Linked DNA regions of Homo sapiens: region 2 is linked to region 1. The links are chromatin contacts, found by Hi-C in ENCODE. All regions are on one chromosome and are shown on one strand. Each heading gives the region's core, a stretch centred on a gene start or an enhancer-like site at or near the end of the contact. The rest is flanking DNA. Distances are from core to core; before and after follow the strand shown. Region 1 holds the start of STAT4-AS1 (STAT4 antisense RNA 1). Region 2 holds the start of CAVIN2-AS1 (CAVIN2 and TMEFF2 antisense RNA 1).

Evidence for each region. Hi-C counts contacts between places; a loop is a spot of excess contacts on that map. Pooled maps may share reads with other maps.
Region 2: a pooled map of heart left ventricle shows a loop between it and region 1 (2.2-fold over the local background). The contact joins the promoter of CAVIN2-AS1 here to the promoter of STAT4-AS1 in region 1. A Hi-C loop is called at or near these places in 1 of 168 maps with a recorded cell type or tissue (K562) and 1 of 50 pooled maps.

What each region holds. Positions count from the first base shown.
Region 1 is chr2:191,018,267-191,025,225 of GRCh38, reverse strand. STAT4-AS1 (STAT4 antisense RNA 1) reads right to left here and starts at 3,700. Exons shown (of 3, transcript NR_136318.1): 1 at 3,671-3,700. It overlaps LOC124900514 (a long non-coding RNA gene), which reads right to left and starts at 4,683. Exons shown (of 2, transcript XR_007087796.1): 1 at 3,882-4,683. It overlaps LOC107985785 (a long non-coding RNA gene), which reads left to right. Exons shown (of 2, transcript XR_001739163.1): 2 at 1,498-2,086. RefSeq lists enhancers at 3,810-4,427, 4,571-5,020.
Region 2 is chr2:191,843,868-191,850,826 of GRCh38, reverse strand. CAVIN2-AS1 (CAVIN2 and TMEFF2 antisense RNA 1) reads right to left here and starts at 4,339. Exons shown (of 4, transcript NR_187184.1): 1 at 4,056-4,339. It overlaps CAVIN2 (caveolae associated protein 2), which reads left to right and starts at 3,739. Exons shown (of 2, transcript NM_004657.6): 1 at 3,739-4,384. The coding sequence starts at 3,902. RefSeq lists an enhancer at 3,526-4,034.

The sequences.
Region 1 (6,959 bases), core at 2,451-4,950:
TTTCACTCATCCCAGATCAATCACAGATACATATTTTGCTAATGACTATTCAAATTTATTTTAAAGAATCACTTTAACTAATTGTTCTGATTATCAATGCCTTCATCTGTAATAAATGCTGAAAGAAGGCAACTAGCCAATGAATTTCATCAAAATCTAAGGTGGCAAGAACCCCACCCCACCAAAGAATCATAAAGAATGAATATACCTCTGGCAAATTCAAGGGATTTTTCTTTACCTCATGCAGTTTGGGAGGCCCATGCAACTCTCCACAGTAAAAGAAACAGAATTAAAAGTCAAGCCATCCCAGTATTCTGCTCTAGCTGTAGACAGACAGTCCACGCTTAGCATTTGGCCTCTGTGCACACATACTCCAATTTCTGACACAGAGTAAAGATATCTTTTTTTCCAAATTGACCAGGAACATTTATTGATTTTATTGATGCACTTTTTAAAGTCTGGTTTATTGGCATATAATTTACATACAGTAAAATTCACCCTTTTGGGTGTGTCAGCTTATGAATTCTGACAAACTCATATAGTTGTATAACCACCACTATAAGACAGAAGATTTCTACAAGAGCACTCACAAAGAGGATGCCATAAAAACATGGGGAAGGACATTCTCTCTTTCCTTACAGTAAATATAAAAAACAATTTCATGCAGCTTCATATGTAGACAGAGGGCTCTACTTAAATTGGATAATTTCACTCCCTACTTAAAATTTTTGAATGGCTCATGATGCTCTGCATTAGCAGTTCTTGTCTGGGGTGTATGGACAGAATTCAAAGGGCTCATGAATTTAGATGGCAAAAGTTACAGTTTTACTTCCACTAACTTCTAACTACAGTTAATTTCCTTCAATTATATGGGCAGCAAACCATAACCCATACCACGTTTATATCATATTATAATTATTAAAGTCATCTCAAAATATTGTTTATGCTAAGCACAATTTTGAAATTGCATTAATTGGACCCACTGCTAAATCCTATTATTTAATGCCATTAGTAAATAAGTGCATGGCTAGGTGCAGTGGCTCATGCCTGTAATTCCAACACTTTAGGAGGCTGAGGTGGGAGGATCACTTGAGCCTCAGGGTTTGAGACCAGTCCAGGAAACACAAGGAGACCCCATCTCTACTCAGAATATATATATATATATATATATAGAATTTTTTTTTAAATTAGCCAGGTGTGGTGGTATGCACCTATGGTCCCAGCTACTCTGGAGGCTGAGGTGAGAGGATCGCCCAGGAGGTCTTGGCTGCAGCCAACCGTGCTCATGCCACTTCACTCCAGCCTGGGTGACAGAGTGAGACTCTGTCTCAAAAAAAAGAAAAAAAAAGAATCATTTATATTACTATGTCACAAAGTTGGTTTTAATATATCACAAAGTTGGCCCGATATCAGTATTTCAATGTAATTGGTTTTCTTTTGAATCTTATGCATCTTATCTTATTCAACTAAAAACATTATTTTCTGAAAAACTTACAGGTTTCATCAGACTGCCAAAGAGGTCCATGTCACAAAAACTAGTTAAGAATCCCAGCTTTGGATAAAGACCACAATTCGCAACAGATCTTTCCAAAGTCACGTATTATTTAGTCCCCTCTTAGTCTTCAACTCATCTCTCTTCACTCCTCCCCAACAGCTTCTTATCCACCAAAACATCTGCACACAAGACTGACTGAACTACTTTCAGTTTCTTTGATGGCCCATGTTCTCTCTGTTTCCCCTGCCACATCCTCTCAATTCTCCAACCCCATCCCATATATCCCTGCACCTGGATAATGTTTACGCATTCTTCAGGCTCTGGAAAGCCTTCCTGCCAAACACACACACATACATACACACACACACACACACGCATGTGTGCGCATGGCTCAGGTCATGCCACGCTTCCTCCATAGCATCCTCTACATCCCCGGCACAGTGCTTATCTCCTTTGGTGTAAATGATATCATCTATTTTCCTCAATAGACTCTAAGCAAGCTCTGTATGTACATGGACCAAGACAGCCCTGCTCACAGTTATATCCCTGGAATCTAGTACAATCTGGCCCTGAATAAATATTTATTAATGATTTGGTGTTTGGACACATCAAGAACAGTCATTAGTTCCTTCCTTTCCTTTGCTCCTTGGGCTGCCTGCAAAACTAAGCTGAAATTCTCTTCCTAACAGCTCCAAACTCTAAAATCATGAAACAGCCCCCAATGTTATGCTTCATCCTGATTAACCAAAACACACTTGCTTTTGATCACACAGAGAGGACTTCCTCCCTACCTCACCCTGAACTTCCAATAGACATTGTCTAGAATTACAGTTTATAAGCTCACTCTAACTTCCCTTTGATGCTAGGTATTATCTCATGCATGCCTAACATCCTAGACATCTACCTACTCATAGATGAACCAAGTGTTCCTGAAATTTCCCCTAAACTCTCCATTACACTCAAGGGCATTACTACTTCTGCCCCTAGTAAAAGTCCTCCACAAAGAATGGCATGAACCCGGGAGGCAGAGCTTGCAGTGAGCCGAGATGGCACCACTGCACTACAGTCTGGGCGACAGAGCAAGACTCCGACTCAAAAAAAAAAAAAGTCCTCCACAACACTCTTATGTCAGGCTTGACAGTCATCTTCTTAGACATCTCACAGACTGATAGACTGCCGCAAACGGAAAGAACTCTGCCGTCCAGAGAGGGCAGAGAGAGGGGAGAGGTTGGAAGGGGTGTGAAGGAGTAGAGCTCTCATTAAAAGTCCTTTAGGGAAGTTTTTTGCGCTATGCATGCTCATTATTCTCTTCCCCCCTCAATTGTGGCTCGATAGGTCTTAGAGCCAGTGCTGAGATCTGAATGGCTGAATTAACCTGTGATTCCTGATCTCAGTGTTGGTCAGTGACGTTCATTTATTCATTCAAAAAATATTTTTGAAATATTTGAAAATGCCTGTATCAGGCATTGCTTTGCTTAACCAGGGTTTCTGAACCACAAGACACAGAAAGTGATTTGCTTGACGATTTTCTCAGTTCTCCCAGGGATGGCATACAGTGACATTCTAGATATACAGGAGAGCAGGGAATTCATTACACACATAGATACCCTGGGGGATTAGACTGAATTGTCTCATGGAATACTGGATGGAAAAGGCTGTTAACACAGAACAAACTCCCTCCTGTTGTGAACTTACACGCTGGCGAGGAGAGATGAAAACAGACAAATAATAAACAGGGATAGGTTTAACAAGTGTTATGAGGATTGCAAGTGTGATACAGTCACTGGAAGAAGCAATCAATGAGGGTGTCTTTGAGGAGATGATGACTGAACTGAGACCTAGAGAATGGGAAGGAGGCAGTCCATGAACACAGTCAGGAAAACAGCATCCCAAAAGACCAGTGTATGTATGCATAGGGCTCAGGCAGGTAAAAACTTGGGGTATCTGAGGAACAGAAAGAGGCTAAGGGGATTGAGGGGAGCCTAGTGAAGTATGGGGTGAGATAAGATGAGTAAGAGGGGTAGGTGAGCCCAAATTGGCGGGCCCTGGATTCTTATTGCAAATTGAAGCCAGCAGAGGCTTTTAAACAGGTGAGTGGTGTTATAAAATTTGTTTCTTCATTTAAGTGAACATCGAACAAGGTTGCTATACAAGAAATGCCCCCAAATTCCCCACCTAGGTCTGGCTTCCACAGGGCAGGCACTCAGAAGGGCTCCACGCTTGGCTTCATGCTCTCCTGTTGCCTTCTTGAAATTCTTCATTAATTTTGAGTAAGGGACCCCACATTTTCATTTTGCAACGGGCCCTCCCTGCAAATTACATAGCTGGTCCTGTGTTGTTCTAACAGGGGAAAATAAACGTCTATTTGCATAGTAGGACTCTGTACCTTAGGGTCTTGTTTGTGTGCAGCCATTTTGGGGCTGGTCGTCACTCTCACAAGAGGCTGGAGGTTGGGGCCCAATGAGGTAGGTAGGCCCTTTCACACACTGGAGGTTCTAGGTGGGTGCCGAGTTCACCCTAAGAAGGTAGAGCCCCTTAAGAGTAGGCGAGCAGAGCCCAAAGAAACTCAGTCTCGTGCCTCCTAGAACCATTGAGTAAGTCACAGACATTACACAAAACTCTTGTTTCCTCAGCCAGCCGAACTTTCGAAATCATTGTCCAGTGACTAAGCATTCTCCATTATACTTCTCCCACGTTCCTTCTGGTATAATCACCACAACTGAGAAGGCATGGGGGCGAGAAGACCCCAGAAGAAAGAGGCAAGCCCCTTGCAGACCGAGCCTGAGGACGCCTATAGAAACTGCCAGACCCCAACCTCTGGTTCAAGGGCAGCTACCCAGGCTGGCTGAGGGTCACAGCTTACCAGACAGGACAAGATCTGAGTCAGTGCAAGTGCAAACTGTGTAGATAGCGAAGTGAAGCGGGTAAAAGAGACCTTTTCAGGACAAGGAAAGAAACGGTGGAAGTGCAAGGGTAAGGTTTCCAGCACCTTAGGTGCAGAAATCAGGACACGTTTCCCTCCCTCCCTCTAAGGTGAAACGGCAGCCACCCGCGCCTCCGCCTTCCGTCGTGTGCAGAGCTAACACTCGCGCGTGCGGGCCGCGTGGACCGGCCTCTCTGGGACCCCGTCCCGCAAGCCGATCTGCAGCCCCAGGGCGAGCGTGCGAGCAGTGCGCCCGCCGCCAGGGAGAAACCGTTGGGAGGAAGCGGGCTGCGGGAAAGCCCCGCTGCGCCTGCGTGCTGCGCCTGCGTACTGCTCCCGCAGGCTCTAACTTTCGCTTTTCGGTTTCCTCTCAATCCCAGTCCTTCTCGCTCCCGGGCAGTTTCCCCGAAAGCACGTGGGGCGGCTCTTCCGAGCACTCGCGTCCCTCCCGCCGCGCGCGCCGGGCCAGCTGTTTCCGAAGCGGTTCAAACTGCACCGCGCAAAGCCAGGGGCGTGGGCGGGCCCGGGCTGCTCTACCTGCGCTCGGAAAGCTAGGGCTCCAAAGCGTTCCTGAGCGGTTTTTGACCGCGAATGTGATAGTGCTCATGGTAAACACTGAAAATAAATTACATAGACATATCTTACTACCCAGACACATTAACATTTTAGAGTATTTTTCCTTCTCCCTCTCTGTTTCCATTTATTTACATTTCTATATATTATTACAATAATAGGATAATACTGTCTATGTTTTCTTTCCTTCATTTTCATTTAATTTTATACGTGGATATTTTCCAATGTGAAATTAAATAGTCTTTGAGAGCCTAACTTTGATATTCTACTATATGAATTGTGCTTTAACTGACAGTTGGAAAATTCAGTTTCTGATTTTTCACTGTTACTAATGAAGCTGCTATGAACATCATTCTGCATAAATCTTTCATCTATATCTGATCACTTCCTTATAGCAGATTTCTGTAAGTTCAAGAATATTATAAAAACTTCCAAAAAAAGATTGTGTTCCCTACATTATAATCGTCAATATAATTCTGGTCGATGTGTTATTTTTCCTTCATGTAAAGAACACAGCTTGCTTGCATATGGCCATTTTCCTAAAAGTATTCATAGCTTTCCTCCATATTGGGATGAAATATGTCATGTACATATTGCAGTTTTGTTCAAACCGTGATATGCATCCCTGCATTTTAACCAGCTGCTATGTAGGAGGCCTCTTGTACTTATTAACTGGAAAGAAAATACACACACCAAGACAGGTAAGTGACTGTACAAAACCCAAATCCAGAGAACTACAAGAAATGATAGAAATCTTTTATTTCAATTCTATTATATTACAGATGAACAAATACAGTTTACACTGATGAAGTGACATTCACAGTATAATAGCAAGCCTTACAGAAAGGAGGAGAGGTGAAGAGGCATTGACTGGAATTTTTAGAAATTCCTACTATCAGATATTTAGCTTATAACATTATTAGAAACATTGGGACAATATAGCTGAAATGCAAAATGGTAGCTGGAAGGAGAGGGAAAGTTAAAACATATTACTACAGATTGGTTCATCAGATTTGTAGCTGTCATTTTGAAATAGATCAAGGCTGTAAAGAAAGCACAGAGCCAGTAAGTTTTTTTTAATAGGAATGTGGTAAGGACACAGATAAAGTATTCCTTAAGGATGAGAGACTCCAGGGGAAATTCCCATGGTTGGGAAGGGCAATGGACCTGTTCCACTTAATTAAGTTCCACTTACTTGTTTTAGAATTCAGTTGTAGGATGTTTTGCTTCATTTCATAAATTCTTTATGAGTGATCTATTGCTGCATAACAGACGAAACTATTCCCAAAACTTTGGTAAAACATCAACCATTTATCAGTGCTTGTGAGTCTAGGGTATGCTGGGGAGTTCAGTTCACCTGGGTCAGGCCCCCACTTTATCTTGCCTGGGTTCTCTCATAAATCTGAGGTCTAAACTTGAACAACTACTGTGATTCAACTGTGGTCTGTGTGGTCTCTCATGCTCCTGCAAGCTAGCCGGACTTCTCATGGAGGCTGGGCAGGGTTTTGAGAGCGGAGTGTGTAAGGCCTCTTGAGGCCTAGACTCTAAATGTCACAATGTCACATCTGCTGCAAGGTGGGGAAATAACAGAGCAGGGAATAATCTGGCCATTATTGAAAATCATTGATCAGGAGAGCCTTCTTAGTTTCAGTTTCATATAATGAAAACTACGTAACTGATATCTTTTTGCCCTGGTTTGCAGGCTGTACTGTATTCTTTATCTAGTTATTGTAGATATTTCTGCTATAAGTTGCTTTAAAATGCTTTGTGCAACAAGGCAGATAAACTAAGTAAATAGAACTGGATGATTTGGGTATAAAAGAAACAGTGAGTGAAGAATAGGAATGATACTGTCTTTTCTCCAAGCAAAATACAGTTCCTCCAAATGGGAAGTGTGGAGTAGTTCTTAAGTCTTTCTACTGTAACATCATGTGAACTTATGAGTTACTCCGGTGACTTCACATCAGT
Region 2 (6,959 bases), core at 3,090-5,589, 820 kb before region 1:
ACTCCAACATAGAGGACAGGGGAAAATATATATGGAGTAGCCTGCTTAGCTTTCTTTGTTTCTTTAGCCACTGGGGCAAAGGGCTTTCTTTTCTGTGGGATCCTCATTCCAGGTCTCCTATTGCTGTCAGACCAAGAGTGCCCAGATTACTTTATGGACCTACATGGAAAAGGTCAACAAAAGAGACCACTGAGCTGCCTCTGGTCTAGGAATTATGGGCTAGTGGTTCAGAATAGGAAACCACATAGAAATTGGGACCAATTCCTTAACTGATAATAAAGTAGGTATTTTCCTGGAATGACTTCTGTGCTTCTGTGACTTAAACCTCTGAGGTTAACTGGTGTTCGGGGGAGCTGGTGATCAGCTGGAGGATTCTGAGTCCTAACCATACCCTGTCATGACTAAAGCCTTCATGGTCCTAGACTCCAGCAGAGCTAATCATTCCCTCTCTGTGCCCACACCTGTACCTCTATCCCTAGGATTTGTCTACCTACCTATCCTCCTAAGGTGGGAGATTTTAAAGGGTAACAAATACACACCATTCATCTTTGCATCCCCAGTGCCTAGCACTTATTTCCCACCAGCCAAGTGACCCATCTCTACATCTTATTGCTGTACAGATTCTTCTTAAACACATCACCTTCACGTGTTCAAAAACCTCCCCAGCCTGTCACTGTATCAAGTCTAAACTCCACTACCTAATTTCCAAGAAACTTCATAATATGTGGTAGGTAGAATTAATTATTTTAAGCATTTCTTTTAAGAACTGACCGCTGAAATTCACTGATTTCTCTCAGACAGAAAGAAGACTTAATTTAGGACAACTAAATGGTAAGTCTGGCTGCTCAGGGTAGTCTATTACTTAGTTTCAGGCCATCTTGTATGTTCCCATTACATAGCTCCTTCTAGCTCCCCTGATTGTAAGGTTGTCCAACAAAACAAATTGCATCACAGCATGAAACTATTCACTAATGAACTGATCACTTTTAAATATAATTTTTAAAGGATATATGCCAAATTCATTAAAATGATTACCTGACAAGAGAGGGAAGGGAATAAAATGGAAATGGTGATCAAAAGGGGCTCCACTTTATCTGTGATAGCCTTTTAAAAGAACAATCTATTCACGTGGTGATTGTTTTCAAAGGTGACTACAACAGTCTCTCCCAAGCGGCTCACCCTTTTGTCATGGGACATTACTGCTTCTCTCTCTTAAAGAGGTGGAGTCTATTTCCACCCCTTGAATCTGATCTTGGCCTGTGACCTACTTGGAACACAGAATGTAGAAGTGACAAGGGGAGAGTTCCAGAGATACCCTGCAGCCTTAAGACACCCTGCAGCTTTGCTTCTACTCTCTTAGAACCCTGAAGTACCATGTAAAAAAAGTTTGACTTCCCTACTAGAGAGATCAGATGGAGAGGCCCCAGAGGCTGAAAAATGGAAAAGAGAGAAATCCCAATATCCTAGTTGCCCCAGCTGAGGAGGCAGACACGTGAATGAGTCCATCTCAGATTCCTCAGCTCAAACTACAGATGAATGCATATGCCTAGCAGAAATAATCCATTCTAGTTGAGCCCTGACTAGCCAACCACAGAATCATGAGTAAATAAAACGTTATTTTAAGCCACTGAGTTTCATGCTGGTATGTTACACAGCAATAGATGACTGATATTACTTGTGTTATTCAAAATATATATTTTAAAAATAAATAAGCCCACACGCAAACCTTTCTTTCTATTTAACAACTAGCCTCTTTCCTTTTACCACCTCACACCCCATCTCTTTAATGTCTCTATTCATCTAGCTGATTATACAATATCCAACAATGCAATGCAAAATCAGCGCAAATCAATGCAAAATCAGGGTGAAGTGATTATAATGTGAAATCGCAAATTTTGCAAAATATGTAGGAAATCATGAAGTTGATGAAGGTAATGTTAGAGAAGCCCTTGAATCATGGGCAACTCCTCTGACAAATGAGAATCTGCAGCTGGAATAGTTAACATTAACATTTGAAGAAGAACAAATCTACATGGATGATGGCACAATAAGTGCTTCAAAAAGAAATGATTTGAATGTCAAAATTTAAGAGAGGCTCTTGGAAAATTGATGAAGCCCTCAAATATTTTTGAAATAGTGACACTCTATGATTTGCCCACAAAAGTCAAATGTAAAAGGACGTCGTGTCATGATATCATATAATTTTGTTAGAAAATTATGCTTCTTAAAATCAACACTTGATTCATCCTTTATTCTAATATTTAACACATTTTTGACCAACTAAATTTTATTAAATATAAGGTAAATTAATTTTAATAATGTTCTTACTTTTTTAAAAGATAACATCTCAACCAAACCTTCTTTTCACCTTTTTTGGTCTCTATTTTTAAAGCATTTGCTTTAAGTGGGTTTTGGTGGCACCAATTATCTGAAGAAATTGAAGGCCTCTGTAAATATCTTTAGTTCATCTTCCTAACTGGCAGCTATACTCATTGAGAGCAGGGTCTCCGTCATGCTTTGCCAATGTCTTCTGGATAGTGCTTCATGCATATAGCAGAAGGCAGAGATTCAACCAACGTGATAACCAATGGCCTGCTGATTGATTGGCTTACATGTAGGTGTTACTATTGACGAATGGCATTGTTCCATTATCAATCCCTGACCTGGTATGAGCTGGCATTTGTTCGTCTCAAAATTGTTCATAGAAGGCCTATTACAAACTTCCTGCTGAAAGCACTTTCAAAGGCTGGATACGTTTAAAATCAACTCAAGCATGTAAAGCCATTTTAGGAAAATAAGCCCCACATCCCAAGGTTCAGCTGAGGAGGGCCACATTTGAGAACAGGTGTGCCACTTCACTGAGCAGGAATTTTAAAATGTCAAACATTAGAACCACTTGAGAAACTCCAACTCAGCCTGCCAACAGACACTTCTGGGCACGTGTCAATAAATGCCTTGCAGAGATGGGCATTTGAGAAAGTCTCTCCTCACCAACTCAAAGTTAGTTAAAACAAATCATCACGGTAGGTTCTTAAAAAGACCACATTTTATTTTTCCTCAGTCTCACTTCTTGAAAAAAACAATCATTTTTTTAAATGTGGTCATTCAAAAAGTTTCCATATATTACATAACAGTCATAACAGCAGTATTACTTTTTTTAAATATCCCTGAAGTTCAATCTCTTTTAACTTATTTTGTATCTGCAACTGCAAGAGTAATAAGAACTGAGCTGTTTTCCTTATCATTATCAGAGTTAGTCCCATTCCTTTGCAAATGAGAAACTAATAATACAAACTTGGCTGCAGTACCCTTTAAACTCTATGCCTCCCAGTAGGACACCCGGTGTTCTGCAACCCATCAGTCAGTTCTAGGGCAAATGCAAACAATACTTTCCGTTACAATAACTTGTATCCAGGAAAAAGAAACAGGCACCCTGTTGCATCTGCAGCATAGCAGCCAGAGAAAAGTTTACCAGCTTTAGCCAATTGGAAGCTGTGGAGCTGGGCCAAGTTAGCATGTTTTTCTCCGCCTCTAGATGAAGTCATGATTGAAATATGACATTGAAAGGGAAGGGGAACAGGAAAGAAAAGCTAAACCTGCAACAAAGTGTCCTGTGCCCAGAACGCGGTTAGGAAGTGTGTGCATACGTCTGAACCCTAAATGGTTCTCAGTTCTGTAAACTTCTCCTCCCACTGGGTGGAGTAGGGCCTTTAAGAGCAGCTGGAATGCAGTTCCCCTGATCAGCGTAGCCAGTTGTTGCCTGTCTGAACCTCTGCCAGTCCTGGAGACTGGTGCCCTGAGCTCCAACCAGCGGGCCTCATCCTACACCCTCACCACCGCAACTTCTCACCCGAGCAAGAAGCAGCTCCCAGAGAGAAAGAACGTTCCCACCTGCCTAGCCATGGGAGAGGACGCTGCACAGGCCGAAAAGTTCCAGCACCCTGGGTCTGACATGCGGCAGGAAAAGCCCTCGAGCCCCAGCCCGATGCCTTCCTCCACACCAAGCCCCAGCCTGAACCTAGGGAACACAGAGGAGGCCATCCGGGACAACTCACAGGTGAACGCAGTCACGGTGCTCACGCTCCTGGACAAGCTGGTGAACATGCTAGACGCTGTGCAGGAGAACCAGCACAAGATGGAGCAGCGACAGATCAGTTTGGAGGGCTCCGTGAAGGGCATCCAGAATGACCTCACCAAGCTCTCCAAGTACCAGGCCTCCACCAGCAACACGGTGAGCAAGCTGCTGGAGAAGTCCCGCAAGGTCAGCGCCCACACGCGCGCGGTCAAAGAGCGCATGGATAGGCAGTGCGCACAGGTGAAGCGGCTGGAGAACAACCACGCCCAGCTCCTCCGACGCAACCATTTCAAAGTGCTCATCTTCCAGGTCAGTTCCCCCTATGCCTCCTTACAGGCGGGCTGGAACTCCTTATCATTCTTGATCTCGCTCATCCTGGCTCTCACAGCCATTTTTACATTTGTCCTGCCTGTCAGGGATCACACATACAAGGCACTGTCCCCTGTCTGCCTGCGGAAAGCAAATGTGAAATCTTCACACAGGGGTGGGAATTTCCCAGGTCACTACAGACTAATCCAAAGAAGATGTCCCCGGGCTTAGTAGGCCCCGGGTCATTTGTCAGGGAGCACCTGGATGCACTCTGTACAGGTTGGGAAGATGTGCAGGTGCGTGCACCCTAGTCAAATTCATTTGTCTCTTTGCATTAGGAGCTTAGGGCTCTGGCTGCAGCTGTTAGCTGGACAGGGCAAATTAATTCAGTGGCTGTTCATTAACTCTTAGTGGAAATGAAGTGATCATGTGAGGTATTTTGTGGTTTTTTTAACCAAAAAGTCAAACTATCCCTTTATACAAAGGCTATCAACGTTTTGGGGACCAATCAAATAGAGGATTGATTCCATTAGAGTTAGCCTTGTTCTTTTAAGACTTTTTTGGGGCAAAGCAATCTTGTGGAGTTCTTTTCTAGCAAATGCACTAGAAAAAGAGAGTACAAACACACTAGACGTGCCTCTCCTTGTTCAGAGAGACCACAACTGTTAAGTAAAATAAAAGGAGTGTTATCAGTTATAGTCACAAAGGCTAGTCTTAAATGTTTCTCCTTCAAACGGTTGCCTTAGAATAAAAAGGCCACTTAATTTTTTTTAATGCATCAATGATGCAATTAATGTAGCAAGAGGCTATCTGGGGACAGGGAGATTGCGTGGGGCTCTTGTTCCGCCAAGTGGTGGGCATTTGTGAATCCCAGGGCAGCCCTGCCTAATGCTGGAAGCCCTTCCGCCCAGTGGAATCCAGCCAGCACAGAGCCCAGGAAGCGATTGCCATCCTCGCTCCAGGGCTGTCTCGTTGTGACCATATGAATAGGAGAGGATTTCAAAGCCATGGAGGGGAGAGGCTATAACCAACAGTTTGATTGTGAAAGGCACACAGGGAAAGCCTTCATCTCCCAAGAGAGATTTAGAAATTGGGATTTAAACCGAGGGAGTCTTCTTTTTCAAAATGAATCTGCTCTGCCAAGTTAGAAGCCTTCCTACCCCCATAAAAGGAAAGACTCATCTCGCTGCTTTTTTGTCCTCCTCAAATTGCACTTGAATATTGTAAAGGTTTAGGGAGCCTATGTCCTCCTCTACCTTGCAGGCTTTTGCAGCTGAAAACTTTTCAGCTTTTAATGCAAATGCAGTAGCTTTTCATGCACCAGATGAATTGAAAAGAGATACTGTAACTGGGCCTTTCTTAAGCCATATGAGATCCTTACTTTATTAGCCTAAGAGATATTAGAAATCTCAGCTCTCAAGCCATTTCTAAATTAAATACTGATCTCCAAACAAAACCAAACATGTACAGACCTGTTTAAGTCTGAGACACCAAAGGAAATTTTCCTGCTTCCAGTATGAATCAGGCAAATTATCTCTTGTCCCATCCCTCAGTTAAGGAGGAGGAAAAAAGTATTTATCTTGTAGAGGAAAGTCACAATTCGTCAGGATTGGGTTTTGTTTTGTTTTGTCATGGATGTTCTGCAGATGTTGGGGGGAGGGATGGAGAGGATATGCTAGTAGAAATTCAGGAGAATTATAAATCTGACATTAAAAAAAAACTGCTTGGGAACTTAAAGGCATATGCTGTTGTGAGGGTCTGACATGGTCTCCTGTTTTGTCACATTGAATTGACAGGTGTGAAATTGCAGCCAGATATGGTAGAAATTCTCCATATAGTGAGTAAAAGCTGAAACAGGGGTGCTCAAGACCAAACTGGAAGCTAAGAATATCCACAGAAATGTGCTCGGACTCCATTCTGGGCCCTTTAGAAAACAATCCCCAAGGACACCTTTAAAGAGCATTTTAGGAGGCAGGAAACTAGAGGCAAGTGACTGGACCTTTCTTAAGCCGTGTAAGATCCTTTATTAGCCTAAAGGATATTAGAATTCTCAACTCTCAAGGCATCGCAAGATGATTGTTTTGTATAAAACTAATGCAAGCACAGTCCCTCAGTGGACTCTCTTGTTCCTTCTAAAAGTAGCAGTTTCCCCAGAGTAGTAATTATGCCAATGGATAAAATAATAATTTGTATTAGAGAGTGGTCCAGTATAGTAGTTCAGAAGATAAATTTTGGAGTCACACAAACAGTAGTTCAAATCCTAGTTCTACCACTTGCTAAATATGTGATATTGGACACAGTTTGTAGCTTCTCCAAACCTGTTTCCTCATCTATACACTGATGATATTAATAAGAGCAAAAAAAATCAAGCACTTAATAAACCCAGCATACATTGGTAAGCATCTTATCTCATTTATCCCGAATCTACAGATGAGGATGTTGAGATTCGAAAACGTTTATGGCTTGTCTGAAGCTAGTTAGTAAGCAAGTGGTGAAACTGGGATTCAAACTCATGTTTAATTGATTTCAAAGCACGTACTCTTGAACACTAATGCTTCTTCCCTCCTATCTCTCT